Regions from separate parts of the Homo sapiens genome. Here region 2 is linked to region 1. The links are chromatin contacts, found by Hi-C or POLR2A ChIA-PET in ENCODE. All regions are on one chromosome and are shown on one strand. The core of a region is the stretch at or near the end of the contact, and the rest is flanking DNA. Distances in the headings are between cores, read along the strand shown. Region 1 holds the start of KEAP1 (kelch like ECH associated protein 1). Region 2 overlaps DNM2 (dynamin 2).

The links. Hi-C counts contacts between places; a loop is a spot of excess contacts on that map. ChIA-PET counts read pairs that join two places held with the same protein, here RNA polymerase II (POLR2A). Pooled maps may share reads with other maps.
Region 2: a loop to region 1 is called in a pooled map, with 12 times the contacts of the local background. The contact joins the enhancer-like site here to the promoter of KEAP1 in region 1. A Hi-C loop is called at or near these places in 3 of 50 pooled maps. POLR2A ChIA-PET finds 5 or more read pairs at or near these places in 5 of 52 experiments (GM12878, H1, Panc1 and 2 more).

The regions. Positions count from the first base shown.
Region 1 is chr19:10,499,456-10,506,363 of GRCh38, reverse strand. KEAP1 (kelch like ECH associated protein 1) reads left to right here and starts at 3,008. Exons shown (of 6, transcript NM_203500.2): 1 at 3,008-3,123; 2 at 6,284-6,908. The coding sequence starts at 6,331. RefSeq lists silencers at 2,993-3,612, 3,623-3,902, 6,017-6,311 and enhancers at 3,741-4,296, 4,273-4,522.
Region 2 is chr19:10,735,547-10,742,454 of GRCh38, reverse strand. All of the region lies in intron 1 of DNM2 (dynamin 2), which reads right to left. Among named protein-coding and RNA genes, the nearest start is that of MIR638, 21 kb to the right of the region's middle. RefSeq lists a silencer at 3,445-3,514. Within about 2 kb of position 3,059, at least 5 of the 41 ENCODE cell types and tissues checked have a DNase peak (open chromatin) inside an H3K27ac peak, as active enhancers do.

The DNA.
Region 1 (6,908 bases), core at 1,759-4,258:
AAAAATACAAAAAATTAGCTGGGTATGGTGGCAGGCACCTGTAATCCTAGCTACTTGGGAGGCTGAGGTAGAAGAATCGCTTGAACCCGGGATGCAGAGGTTGCAGCAAGCCAAGATCACACCACTGCACACCAACCCGGGTGACAGTGCGAGACTCCGTCTCAAAAATAAATAAATAAATAAATAAATAAATAAATGAAAATCGAAAAAGAAAAAGAGAAAAGAAAAAATAGAAGATCTAGGTACATATCCATACAGTAAATGTACTGCTCCTTTTAACTGGCTGCATAGTATTTCTTAGCAAGGATGTGCCACCACTGATTAAGCCAGGGCTCTACAGAGGGACATGTGAATGGGATCCAGTCCTTTTGCCATGATATGCATTATAATGCAATGAATGTGTGCACATGCTTCCTCCTGTATGTGTGCGAGTGCACCTTGGATAAATCTCTACAAGCACCTGGCTCACTGGACCTGTAGGTTTGATTTTGAGAGATATTAGAGAGGTTGTTTTCTGCAACGTGCCAGGAAGGCGCTGGTTACAACCTCGGCCACTCAGCGTGTTCACGGACTATCTAGGCCGCCCCCCTGAGGAGCTGTCTGGAACTGCATCTACACGCAACAAGGATTTGGGGTAGCGGGGTAACTCCAACGTAGCCCTACACGTGATTCCTTCCAGACCCTGAGCCAGGACGTTCAATCTTTCAAATTCACCCTGGAGGCTCCAGGGGCCTAGAGTTTCCATTTATTATTCACTTACATGGCGAAATCCCATCTATCTTTTTTTTTTTTCTTTTCCTTTCGAGACGTAGTCTCGCGCTGTTGCTCAGGCTGGAGTGCAATGGCAGGATTTCGGCTCACTGCAACCTTCACTTACCCACCACCACACCCGGTTAATTTTTTGTATTTAGTAGAGACGGCGGTCTCACCATATTGGTCAGGCCGGTCTCGAACTCCTAACCTCAGGTGATCCACCCGTCTTGGCCTACCAAAGTGCTAGGATTACAAGCATGAGCCACTGCGCCTGGCCTCTCTATCTTTTAAAAATAATTATAATTTGGATGAAATTTAGATGAATTCTTTTTTTTTCTTTTTTTTTTTTTTTTTTTGAGACAGAGTCTCACTCTGTTGCACAGGCTGGAGTGTGGTGGCGCGATCTCTGCTCACTGCAACCTCTGCCTCCCGGGTTCAAGCAATTCTCTGCCTCAGCCTCCCGAGTAGCTGGGGATTACAGGCGCCCGCCACCACGCCCGGTTAATTTTTGTATTTTTAGTAGAGATGGGGGTTTCACCATGTTGGCCAGGCTGGTCTTGAACTCCTGATCTCGTGATCCACCCACCTCGGCTCCCAAAGTGCTGGGATTACAGATGTGAGCCACCGCACCCAGCCTAGATGAATTCTTTAAAATAAACTTACATACATTTATTTAAAAGTTAACGTTACATGATAAACGGTGTGCATGACAAATCAGTATCCCCAGTCATGAAAAATAGCAATGGTTTCTGTCTCTTGGGAGCCAGCATTCGCATTTAATATTTTTATTTTTTATTTACTTATTTATTTTTTTGAGTCAGAGCCTCGCTCTGTGGCGCAGGCTGGAGTGCAGTGCGGTGATCTTGGCTCACTGCACGCTCCGCCTCCCGGGTTCACGCCATTCTCCTGCCTCAGCCTCCTGTGTACCTGGGACTACAGGCGCCCGCCACCACGCCCGGCTAATTTTTTGTATTTTTAGTAGAGACGGGGTTTTATCATGTTAGCCAGGATGGTCTCGATCTCCCGACCTCGTGATCCGCCTGCCTCGGCCTCCCAAAATGCTGGGATTACAGGTGTGAGTCACCGCGCCCGGCCCCGCATTTAGTCTTAATGATAATCTGGTAGGTAGGTGCTATTATATTATTACTTTTTATAGAGAGGAAACTGAACCATAGAGAACTAAGTAAGCGCCCACGGGCACTGAGCTGGTAAGAGGCAGATCCAGGGTTTGAACCCCCCAAAGACGGGTGCCACACGCCTCTTGATAGGAAGTAAATCAAAAATAAAGACAAGGAAGGCCGGGCGCGGTGGCTCACGCCTGTAATCCCAACACTTTGGGAGGCCGAGGCGGGCGGATCATGAGGTCAGGGGTTTGAGACCATCCTGGCCAACATGGTGAAACCCCATCTGTACTAAAAATACAAAAAATTAGCTGGGTATGATGGCGGGCGCCTGTAATCCCAGCTACTCGGGAGGCTGAGGCAGAATTTTTTGAACCCGGGAGGCGGAGGTTGCAGTGAGCCAAGATCGAGCTACTGCACTCCAGCCCAGGTGACAGTGAGAGACTCTGTCTCAATTAAAAAAAAAAAAAAAAAAAAAAGACAAGGAAAACCTGAGGCCTGGGCACAGCGCCTCACACCTATAATCCCAGAACTTTGGGAGGCCAATGGAGTCAGGATCTCTTAAACCCAGGTGTTCAAGACCAGCCTGGGCAACATTGCGAGACCCCATCTCTACAGAAAAACAAACAAACAAACAAAAACTAAAAATTAGCCGGGTGTGGTGGCGCCTGTCTGTGGTCCCAGCTACTCAGGAGGCTGAGGTGGGAGGATCGCTTGAGGCCAGGAGCTCAAGGCTGCAGTGAGCCGCGATTGCGCCACTGCACTCCAGCCTGGGCGTGCAGATCAGAGCGAGACCTTGTCTCTAAAGGAAAAAAAAAAAGAAAGAAAGAAAGAAAAGAAAAGAAAAGAAAACCTAGCGAGGTAGATAATTTTCCCTAGATCCTGCGGCCGCCGGACCACGAGGCCGGCGCTGTGCGTTGTTAAAAGGAGAATAGCAGATGGTGGCGCGCAGCCCCGCGAGGAGACATCCAGCAACGAAATCGGGAGATGGAAGGGACAGTGAGAAGGGGGGCCTGGCTGTGCGCCCCCGCCCGATGCCCCACTCCTCGCCGACGGGCGCCGGGCACCTGCGGGAAGGGCGGGAGAATCGCCGCTCCTTTCCCGCCGCGCCCTTTCCGCCCTCTCCCCGCCTCCTTTTCGGGCGTCCCGAGGCCGCTCCCCAACCGACAACCAAGACCCCGCAGGCCACGCAGCCCTGGAGCCGAGGCCCCCCGACGGCGGAGGCGCCCGCGGGTCCCCTACAGCCAAGGTAAGGCAGGAATCTCCTGGACTGGGTCGCGGTCCCCCGGCTTCCCGGAAGCGCAGTGCGCGGGTGGCATCACTGTGCCCGGAGCCCCTGCGCGCCCCGGCCATCCCCACCCCGAGGGACCCCCTACGGAGGCGACCTGGGGGCTGAGGTGAGCGCTTGGGCAGCAGCGACGGGGAGGGGTGTCCACCCCACCCCTGGTGCGGGCCGGGGCGCGCAGGCCTGGAACTCGGGGTTCAGACTCCCCGCGACTCGGACCACGCGGCTAAGCGCGCTCAGGGTCGCGTGCCCCCGCCCCGCCGCCATGCTGGGCGCCGTGGTGGCCGCGCAGCTGGGCGACAGCAGGCGTGGGCGGGGGTGGGGAGCGGCCCCTCAGCGGTCCCTACCGCCTGAGGCCAGGGCCCGGGGACTTTTATTGTGACACGGCGGGCGCCCGGCTCTGCTTAGTCATGGTGACCTGCGCGCGCTCCGCGCCTCCCCCACGCGCAGCGATGGAGGCGCCGGGGCTCGGGCGGTGGAGGCGGAGCCGGAGCGCGGCCATGGCGGGGTGAGTGAGGCGGGATGTGCCCGGGCTGCGGGCATCGCGGGCCGCGAGCGCCCCTGCGGCCGTGCCCGGAGACCAGGAAAACGGGCGCCACGGCCCAGGGCGCCTCCGAGTTCCCCGCCAGGACTCGGAGGGCCAGGAGGGCGCGACCTGGGTGGATATTTTTGTTGGACGGCGCAACTCTTGGGGTGGCCCGGGAGCGGCGGAAACCGAGCGAGAGAACCAGGAGGCGCTGCGCAGAAGGAGGCCCGGGGGCTCCGAGGCGTTGAGGGGCTCGATCTGCGTTCTGGGGTTGGCAGCCGAGAGGCCGCGGTGGGGTCACTTCCTCGCCTCACTGGGCCTGGTGGAGGCTCAGGAGGGGCATGCGCAGTCGCCCACTTGCCGCTTTGTAGGGTGGGGGAAGTGCCCGGTGCCCAAGGGGCATTGTTGACCGATTGGCCAAAGACCAAGAGGCAAACCCAGGGCCTTGGCACCAGAGTGGGGGCCGAGTGGCACCCAGGGAGGGTGGAGGAGGCCGCTCTGGCAGGCACGGTGGCAGGGCAGTTAGCCAACCACCCGTTTATTGACCCCTGCGCAGTGCCAGGCCCCAGGCGAGAGGCACAGGAGAGGGTTGGCCCGACGCCGACCTACATAGGTCTCCCTGCCATTTGAGGCGCTGGGGCCGGGGACGAGAGACAGTCGATCAACAGACAAGCAAAGGAGGTCATTTCAGTTCCTGACAAGCGCAGTGATGACAATAAAACAGGGAAGAGGAGACTTTGAGTTGAGTCCCAGAAAGAGGGGAGTGAGAACTTGCAGATCCACTTGTGGGGAGCCACTTGGAGATCCCCCACTCCTTTTGAAACGTAACTCACGTCTGGGCACAGCAGCCTATGCCTGTAATCCCAGCATTTTGGGAGGTCGAGGAGGGGGATCACTTGAGGCCAGGAGGTTGAGACCACCCTGGCCAACATGGTGAAATCCCATCTCTACTAAAAATACAAAAAATTAGCCCATCGTGGTGGCTGGTGCCTGTAATCCCAGCTACTCAGGAGGCCGAAGTATGAGAATATCTTTTTTTTGTTTTATTTGAGATGGAGTCTTGTTCTGTCACCCAGGCTGGAATGCAGTGGTGCGATCTCGGCTCACTGCAAGCTCTGCTTCCTGGGTTCACGCCTTTCTCCCGCCTCAGCCTCCCATGTAGCTGGGACTACAGGCGCCCGCCGCCACACCCGGCTAATTTTTTTGTATTTTTAGTAGAGATGGGGTTTCACCATGTTAGCCAGGATGGTCTCGATCTTCTGACCTTGTGATCCGCCTGCCTCGGCCTCCCAAAGTGCTGGGATTACAGGCGTGAGCCACCACGCCCGGTCGAGAATATCTTGAACTCGGGAGGCAGAGGTTGCAGTGAGCCAAGATCGCACCACTGTACTCCAGCCTGGGCAACAGAGCGAGACTCTGTCTCGAAAAACAAAACACAAAACACATAACTCATCTCCTGGCCCTCCAGGATCCAGGGGTTTCCATGAAACCCTTCCTTAAGTCCTTAGCTCTCACTGCACTCCTTCCCAATTCTCCAGATTGACTGTCTCAGCCTCTGAGCCACTGCACTTACTGTTTCCTCTGCCTGGAAAACTACTCCCCAGCCTCCCACTTTATAATAATTTTCATCCTTGTCTCAGCTCCAACCTCACCTTCTCAAAGAGGCTTGGTCTGCCAGATTTTAAAAAACTGCACCCCGGGTCAGGCATGGTGGCTTACGCCTGTAATCCCAGCACTTCGGGATGCCAAGGCGGGCGGCTCACTTGAGGTCAGGAGTTTGAGACCAGCCTGGCCAACATGGCGAAACCCAGTCTCTGCTAAAAATACAAAAACTAGCCGGGTGTGGTGGCGGACGCCTGTAGTCCCAGCTACTCGGGAGGCTGAGGCAGGAGGATCGCTTGAACCCGGGAGGCGGAGGTTGCAGTGAGCCAAGATCGAGCCATTGCACTCCAGCCTGGGTGACAGAGAGACTCCATCTGAAAAAAAAAAAAAAAAAAGCAAACAAACTGCACCCGATTCTCACGTTGTCACAATGCTGTTGTAATTTTCTTCATGAAGCTGTTTTTCCAGGTCTTGCTTATTTTAGTTTATGATTGCTCCTCCCTGCAGTTGTCAGCTCTGGCAGGGTAGGATTTTTGTATTTTGCTCACTGCTGTGTCTTCAGCACCCAGATCAGTGCCTGGCATACAGTAGGTGCCCAGTAAATGGTGAGGCAAATGAAGGAATGAGCTCAACATGCTCTAGAAAGGGAAAGGCCGCCAGATTGCTGAAGCAGAGTGATCAAAGGGAAGAGGTGGCAGGGGCTAATTGCGTAGGGCTTTGCAGGCTGTTGAGGAGTTCAGTTTTACTAGGTACTGTGGGAGGCATTGGAGGATCCAGAGCAGGGGAGAGACATGACTTCATGTATGTTTTAAGATGGGCTCTTGGGCCAATCAGGTTGATCAGGTCGGGGAAGTTTGCAAGTTTGCAAATGGATTCTGCTTCACCTACTTTGCAGGAAAACTGACCTAGGAATTGCTTTATCTTGCAAAACGAGGCCCGGCAGGTGCTGGCCCAGTCCCAACCCCTGCCCTCTGCCCTGTGCTCTCTCCCCTCCAGGTCCCTGAGTGCCAGAGGTGGTGGTGTTGCTTATCTTCTGGAACCCCATGCAGCCAGATCCCAGGCCTAGCGGGGCTGGGGCCTGCTGCCGATTCCTGCCCCTGCAGTCACAGTGCCCTGAGGGGGCAGGGGACGCGGTGATGTACGCCTCCACTGAGTGCAAGGCGGAGGTGACGCCCTCCCAGCATGGCAACCGCACCTTCAGCTACACCCTGGAGGATCATACCAAGCAGGCCTTTGGCATCATGAACGAGCTGCGGCTCAGCCAGCAGCTGTGTGACGTCACACTGCAGGTCAAGTACCAGGATGCACCGGCCGCCCAGTTCATGGCCCACAAGGTGGTGCTGGCCTCATCCAGCCCTGTCTTCAAGGCCATGTTCACCAACGGGCTGCGGGAGCAGGGCATGGAGGTGGTGTCCATTGAGGGTATCCACCCCAAGGTCATGGAGCGCCTCATTGAATTCGCCTACACGGCCTCCATCTCCATGGGCGAGAAGTGTGTCCTCCACGTCATGAACGGTGCTGTCATGTACCAGATCGACAGCGTTGTCCGTGCCTGCAGTGACTTCCTGGTGCAGCAGCTGGACCCCAGCAATGCCATCGGCATCGCCAACTTCGCTGAGCA
Region 2 (6,908 bases), core at 1,810-4,309, 240 kb before region 1:
TTGTCAGCAGGACAAACCCAGGGTCTAGCACGCATAAGGCCCTATTCCACAGGACTAGTTCACTAGTTCATGAGGGTGACGGGGGTGGGAGTGAAGGATGTCAATGCCTGGCACCACAACAGGCACAGACCCTTCTTCTTGGCACCCCAGCAAAGAGCCTTGGCACAGCCTTTCCTGGTGGGCCTGGCAACATCACTCTAAATCCACTTCTGATGCAACATGGCACTCCCTTGCAGGGTATCCACCCTGAGCATAGCAGACACACAAGCCTGCGGACCCCCAAGTCTCTGGCAGGAGGGGAAAAACTAGAAATAACCTAAAAATTCAAGGGGGAGAGTGATCAGTGTTAGTGGGAGTAGGCTCGACCCAGGAATACTTGCAGCTATAAAAAAGCACAGGACTCTCTCATGATGCTGCAATCAAGCAAAAACAAAGAAAGAAAAAAAGAAAGAAGGAAAAGAAAGAAGGGTAGAGGAAAAAGAAAAGAACAAGAACAAAAAGGAAGGAAGGAAGGAAAGAAGGGAGGGAGGGAAAGAGGAAGGTAAAGAGGAAGGTAAAGAGGAAGGGAGGGAGGAAGGAAAAAGCACAGAACAAAAGAAATATTGGCCAGGCGTGGTGGCTCACGCCTGTAATCCCAGCACTTTGGGAGGCAGAGGCGGGTGGATCACAAGGTCAGGAGATAGAGACCATCCTGGCTAACACGGTGAAACCCCGTCTCTACTAAAAATACAAAAAAAATTAGCCGGGCATGGTGGCGGACACCTGTACTCCCAGCTACTTGGGAGGCTGAGGCAGGAGAATGGCGTGAACCCGGGAGGCGGAGCTTGCAGTGAGCCAAGATCGCGCCACTGCACTCCAGCCTGGGCGACAGAGCAAGACTCTGTCTCAAAAAAAAAAAAAAAAGAAAGAAATATTGGCCAATTTGGGGCTGAGCACAGTGGCTCATGCCTGTAATCTCAGCACTTTGGGAGGCCAAGATGAGAGGATCACTTGAGCCCAAGAGTTCAAGGCCAGCCTGGTCAATATAGCAAGACCCTACCTCTAGAAAAAATACAAAAATTAGTCGGGTGTGGCACACGCCTGTGGTCCCAGCTACTCGGGAGGCAGAGGTGGGAGGATCATGTGAGCCCAGGAGACAGAAGCTACAGTGAGCTATGATCATGCCACCACGTTTCCAGCCTGGGAGACAGAGCAAGACCGTGTCTCCAAAAAGAAAAGAAAAAAGAAAGAAAGAAAGTTGGAGACTTCAATACCCCACTTTCAATCATGGATGGATATCAGCATTGGTATCAGGCAAGAAAAATAATAATAATGGATGGAACAACCAAATAAAAGATAACAAGGAAATAGAAAATACGAAACCAATAAGACCTGACAGATGTGTACAGAACACTCCACCCAAGAGTAAAATACACATTCTTATCATGTGCATATGGAACATTCTCCAGGACACACCGTATTCGAGGCCAAGCCATAAAACATGACTCAATAATTTTAAAGAGATTGAAATCATACAAAGTAGTTCCTCCAACCACAGTGAAATGAAGTTAGAAATGAACACAAGAAAGATGTTTTTCAGAAATTCTCAAATATATAGAAATGAACATACTGCTAAATAACCTATGTATCAAAGAAGAAATCATAAGAGAAATGAGAAGATATGCTGAGATAAATGAAAATGAAAACACAACATATCAAAACTTATGGATGCAGCTAAAGCAGGTTTACAGGGAAATTCATAGATGTAAGCAACTGTATTTAAAAAGAAGGAAGATTTTGGCCGGGCGCGGTGGCTTACGCCTGTAATCCCCACACTTTTAAGAGGCCGAGGTGGGTGGATCACCTGAGGTCAGGAGTTTGAGACCAGCCTCACCAACATGGTGAAACCCCGTCTCCACCAAAAATACAAAAATTAGCCAGGCATGGTGGTGGGTGCCTGTAGTCCCAGCTACTCAGGAGGCTGAGGCACGAGGATGGCGTGAACCTGGGAGGCGGAGCTTGCAGTGAGCCAAGATCGTGCCACTGCACTCCAGCCTGGGCGACAGAGCGAGACTCCGTCTCAAAAAAAAAAAACAAAAAAAAGAGAAAGATTTCAAATACTTTCAGATTTCAATAATCTTCCACTTCAAGAACCTCAGAAAAGGAGGGTAAACCAAATCCAAAGAGAAAAGAAGGAAATAATTAGAGAAGAAATAAAGAGACTAAAAAAATGGAGAGAGAAGTTAACACCACCACAATTTGCTCTTTGAATAGATCAACCAAACTGACAAACCTTTAGCTAGATTAACCAAGAGAAAAAGAGATAAGACTCAAATTACAAAAATCAGAAATAAAGAGGAGACATCACTACCAACCTTTCAGAAATAAAAAAGATGATAAGGGAATACTATTCTAACAAATTAAATACACCCTAGATGAAATGGACAAATTCCTAGAAAGACCCAAATTACTGAAACTGACTCAAGAAGACACAGAAAAACTCAATAGATGTACAAGAAATTTAATTAGTATTCAAAAAACGTCCCACAAAGAAAAGTCCAGGCCCAGGTGGCTTCATTGGTGAATTCTTTTTTTTTTTTTTTTTTTTTTTTTTGAGAGAGAGAGAGAGTCTTGCTCTGTTGCCCAGGCTAGAGTGCAGTGGAGTGATCTCGGCTCACTGCAACCTTGCCCCCCAGGTTCAAGAGATTCTCGTGCCTCAGCCACCCAGAGTAGCTGGAATTACAGGCATGTGCCACTACACCCAGCTAATTTTTGTATTTTTAGTAGAGAAGGGGTTTCACCATGTTGGGCAGGCTGGTCTCATCAATTCCTGCCCTCAAGTGATCTGCCCGCCTCAGCCTCCCAAATGCTGGGATTACAGGCGTGCGCCACTGCACCCAACCAGCATGGATGAATCTTGAAAACATGATGCTAAATAAACAAAGCCACACACAAAAGGCCATATACTGTAAGATTCCATTTATAGGAAATATCCAAAATTGGCAAATTCACAGACAGAAAGGACATTAGTGGCTTCCAGGTGCTGGGGGAGGGAGGAACTGCTTCATATGTATGGGTTTAGGGGAAATGAAAGTGCTACAAAATCAGATAGTGGTGCTGGTTACACAACTGTGAATATACTAAAATCCACTGAATAGTATATTTCAAAAGGATTAGGTATTATGGTATGTGAATTATATTTCAATAAAAATATTTCAGGAAAATAAAACAGTACAGGAGTTCCCCATGTCCCCATAGAAGAACAAGGGAACACGTCCTTCTTTTATTTATTTATTTATTTTTGAGACGGAGTCTCGCTCTGTCGCCCAGGCTGGAGTGCAGTGGCGTGATCTCGGCTCACTGCAAGCTCCTCCTCCAGGATTCAAGCCATTCTCCTGCCTCAGCCTCCTGAGTAGCTGGGACTACAGTACAGGCGCCCGCTACCACGCCCCGCTAATCTTTTGTATTTTTAGTAGAGACGGGGTTTCACCGTGTTAGCCAGGATGGTCTCAATCTCCTGACCTCGTGATCCGCCCACCTCGGCCTCCCAAAGTGCTGGGATTACAGGCGTGAGTCACTGAGCCCAGCCTTTTTTTTTTTTTTTTGCGATGGAGTTTTGCTCTTGTTGCCCAGGCTGGAGTGCAACGGTGCGATCTCAGCTCACAGCAACCTCTGCCTCCTGGGTTCAGGCACTTCTCCTGCCTTAGCCTCCCAAGTAGCTGGGATTACAGGCACCCACCACCACGCCCAGCTAACTAACTTTTTTTTGTATTTTTCATAGAGATGGGGTTTTGCCATGTTGGCCAGGATGGTCTTCAACTCCTGACCTCAAGTGATCCACCCGCCTCAACCTCCCAAAGTGCTGGGATCACAGGCGTGAGCCACCACACCAGGCCAGGTCCTTCTTAAAGAGTAACAACCGCTGGGATCCCCAGGAAGGGCCTGGCCTCCAACTGTGGCCAGTCCTCATCCCACCCTCCTGTAGCCCTCCCTCCCCTGTTTTTTTTGTTTTGTCTGTTTTTGTTGACATGAGGTCTCACTATATTGCCCAGGCTGGTATCAAACTCCTGGGCTCAAGCAATCCTCCCACCTCAGCCTCCCAAAGTGCTGGGTCTATGGGCGTGAGCCACCATGCCCTGCCACCTCGTGCCCTTTGATACTGATCTCAATGAAAGTCTCCACTTCCTTTTTATTTATTTATTTATTTATTTATTTTTTGAGATGGAGTCTCGCTCTTTCACCCAAGCTGGAGTACAGCGGCGTGATCTTGGCTCACTGCAACCTCCACCTCCCAGCCTCAGATGATCTGCCCACCTCGGCCTTCCAAAGTGCTGGGATTACAAGCATGAGCCACCACGTCCGGCCTACTTCCTTCTGTTGTGAGACTAATGCTTGTCTCCTCTGCCAGGCCTAACTCCTCTTGGTGGCAACCAGGCCTGTTTGACTCCAGAAGGGTGGCAGTTCAGGTCAGAGCCTGGCACAGAGCAGGCTCAGCAGACATTGCTGAGTGGGTCTTGCTCAGTGATTGACAAGTACATCAATGAGTGCATCCCGAGAGGGAGATGGGTGCCCCGATTACCTATCGCATGCCAGGCACCATGCAAGGGACTGCGCTACAGCCAGGGGCACCGCCCTACCATGGGGCATTCCCCTTCTAGTGGGGGGAGACAGAAAGAGAAATCAAACAAATAGGCCGGGTGCGGTGGCTCATGCCTGTAATCACAGCACTTTGGGAGGCCAAGGCTGGCAGATCACCTGAAGTCAGCAGTTCGAGATCAGCCTGGCCAACATAGTGAAACCTCGTCTCTACTAAAAATACAAAAATATACGGGCATGTTGACGTGCGCCTGTAATCCCAGCTACTTGGGAGGCTGAGGCAGGAGAATCGCTTGAACCCGGGAAGCAGAGGTTGCAGTGAGCCAAGATCGCCACTCCACTCCAGCCTGGGAGTCAGAGCAAGACTCCACCCCAAAAAAAGAAAACAAGAAACCAAACGCATAGGTGGAACAATGACAGGAATGACAAGTGGTTCCAAGAAAAATTAAGCAGGGGAAGGGGACAGAGAGAACAGGGTGGGGCGTTTGAGCAGAGTGGCCAGGGGGAGAGCCTTTTGAGAAGGAGGCTTTTAAGCAGAGGCCTTAGAATGCTGATGAAATGAGCCACAGGGTTATCTGGGGGAAGGGCAGTGCAGGCAGTGGAAGCAGCATGTGAAAAAGCCATGAGGTAGGACAGCGCCTCACCTGCATGAGAACATCATGGAGCCTCAGGGACGACTTCATTTTTACCCTGAGGGAACTGAGGGCCAGGGAGGATTCCAAGTAGAGGAAGGATATAGGGTCTCCCTCTGTCTCCCCGGCTGGAGTGCACTGACAGGATCACAGCTCACTTCAGCCTCAAATTCCTGGGTTCAAGCAATCCTCCCACCTCAGCCTCCTGAGTAGCTGGGACTGTAAGTATGCGCTGCCATGCCTGGCTAATTTTTAAATGTTTTGTAGAGATGGGGGTCTCGTTATGTTGCCCAGGCTGGTCTCGTACTCCTGGGCTCAAGAGATCCTTCCACCTCGGCCTCCCAAAGTGCTGGGATTACAGCGTAAGCCACGGCGCCCAGCTAGGAAGGATATTCTTAACAGGCTCCCTCTGTCCACTGCAGGGAGAACAGCCTGGGGGTGAGGACAAGGTTAAAGGTGCAAGACTGAGGAGGCAGAAACTGTACTGGTCCTGGGGAAGTAGTGACAGTGGATGGAATAATACACAGTTATAAAAACCAGTACCAGCTGGGCACAGTGGTTCACGCCTGTAATCCCAACACTATTGGCACACCAGCCTGGGTGCCAGAGAGAGACTTTGTCTAAACAAACAAACAAACAAACAAAAAACTAATACCGTGGCTTTCCACGTACTAATACACAATGATCTTTTCTATGAAATCAACAAGCTGATTCTAAAATATATATGTGGAGGCAAAGGAACTAGACTAGACAAAACAATTTTGAGAAACAAGAAAAAAGAGGACTCACATGGCCTGATTTCAAGTCTTACTATAAAGCTACAGCAATATAGAAATGAGTGGGCGTGGTGGCTCACGCCCATAATGCCAGCACTGTGGAAGGCTGAGGCAGGAGCATCACCAGCCCAGTAGTTTGAAACCAGCCTAGGCAACATTGTGAGACCCCATCTCTATTTTTTTCTTTTTTTCTTTTTTTTTTTTTTTGAGACAGAGTCTCACTCTGTTGCCCAGGCTGGAGTGCAATAGCGCGATCTTGGCTCACTGCAACCTCCACCTCCCGTGTTCAAGTGATTCTCCTGCCTCAGTCTCCCAATTAGCTGGGATTACAGGCACCCACCACCACGCCCAGCTAATTTTTTTGTATTTTTAGTAGAGACGGAGTTTCACCATGTTGGCCAGGCCAGTTTCAAACTCCTGACCTCAAGTGATCCACCTGCCTCCAAAGTGTTAGGATTACAGGCGTCAGCCACTGTGCCCAGCCCCCATCTCTATCTAAAAAGAGAAGAAAGATATGTGGTTTTGGAGAAAGGACAGAGCCATACATCAACGTCACAGAACAGACAGTTCAGGTTGGACCCACACAAATATGGCCAACTAATTCCAGACAAAAGCAACTTTAGGGAGAAAGGATGGTCTTTTCAATAGTGCCAGAAAAGGCCGGGCACAGTGGTTAATGCCTGTAATCCCAGCACTTTGGGAGCCAGAGGCAAGAGGATTATTACATGAGTCTAGGAGTTTGAGACTAGCCTGAGCAACACAGCGAGACCCCATCTCTTGAAAAAAAAAAATTAGCCGGGCGTGGTGGTGGGCGCCTGTAGTCTCAGCTGCTCAAGCGGCTGAGGCAGGAGAATCGCTTGAATCCGGGAGGCGGAGGTCGCAGTGAGCCAATATCACACCATTGCACTCCAGCCTAGATGACAGA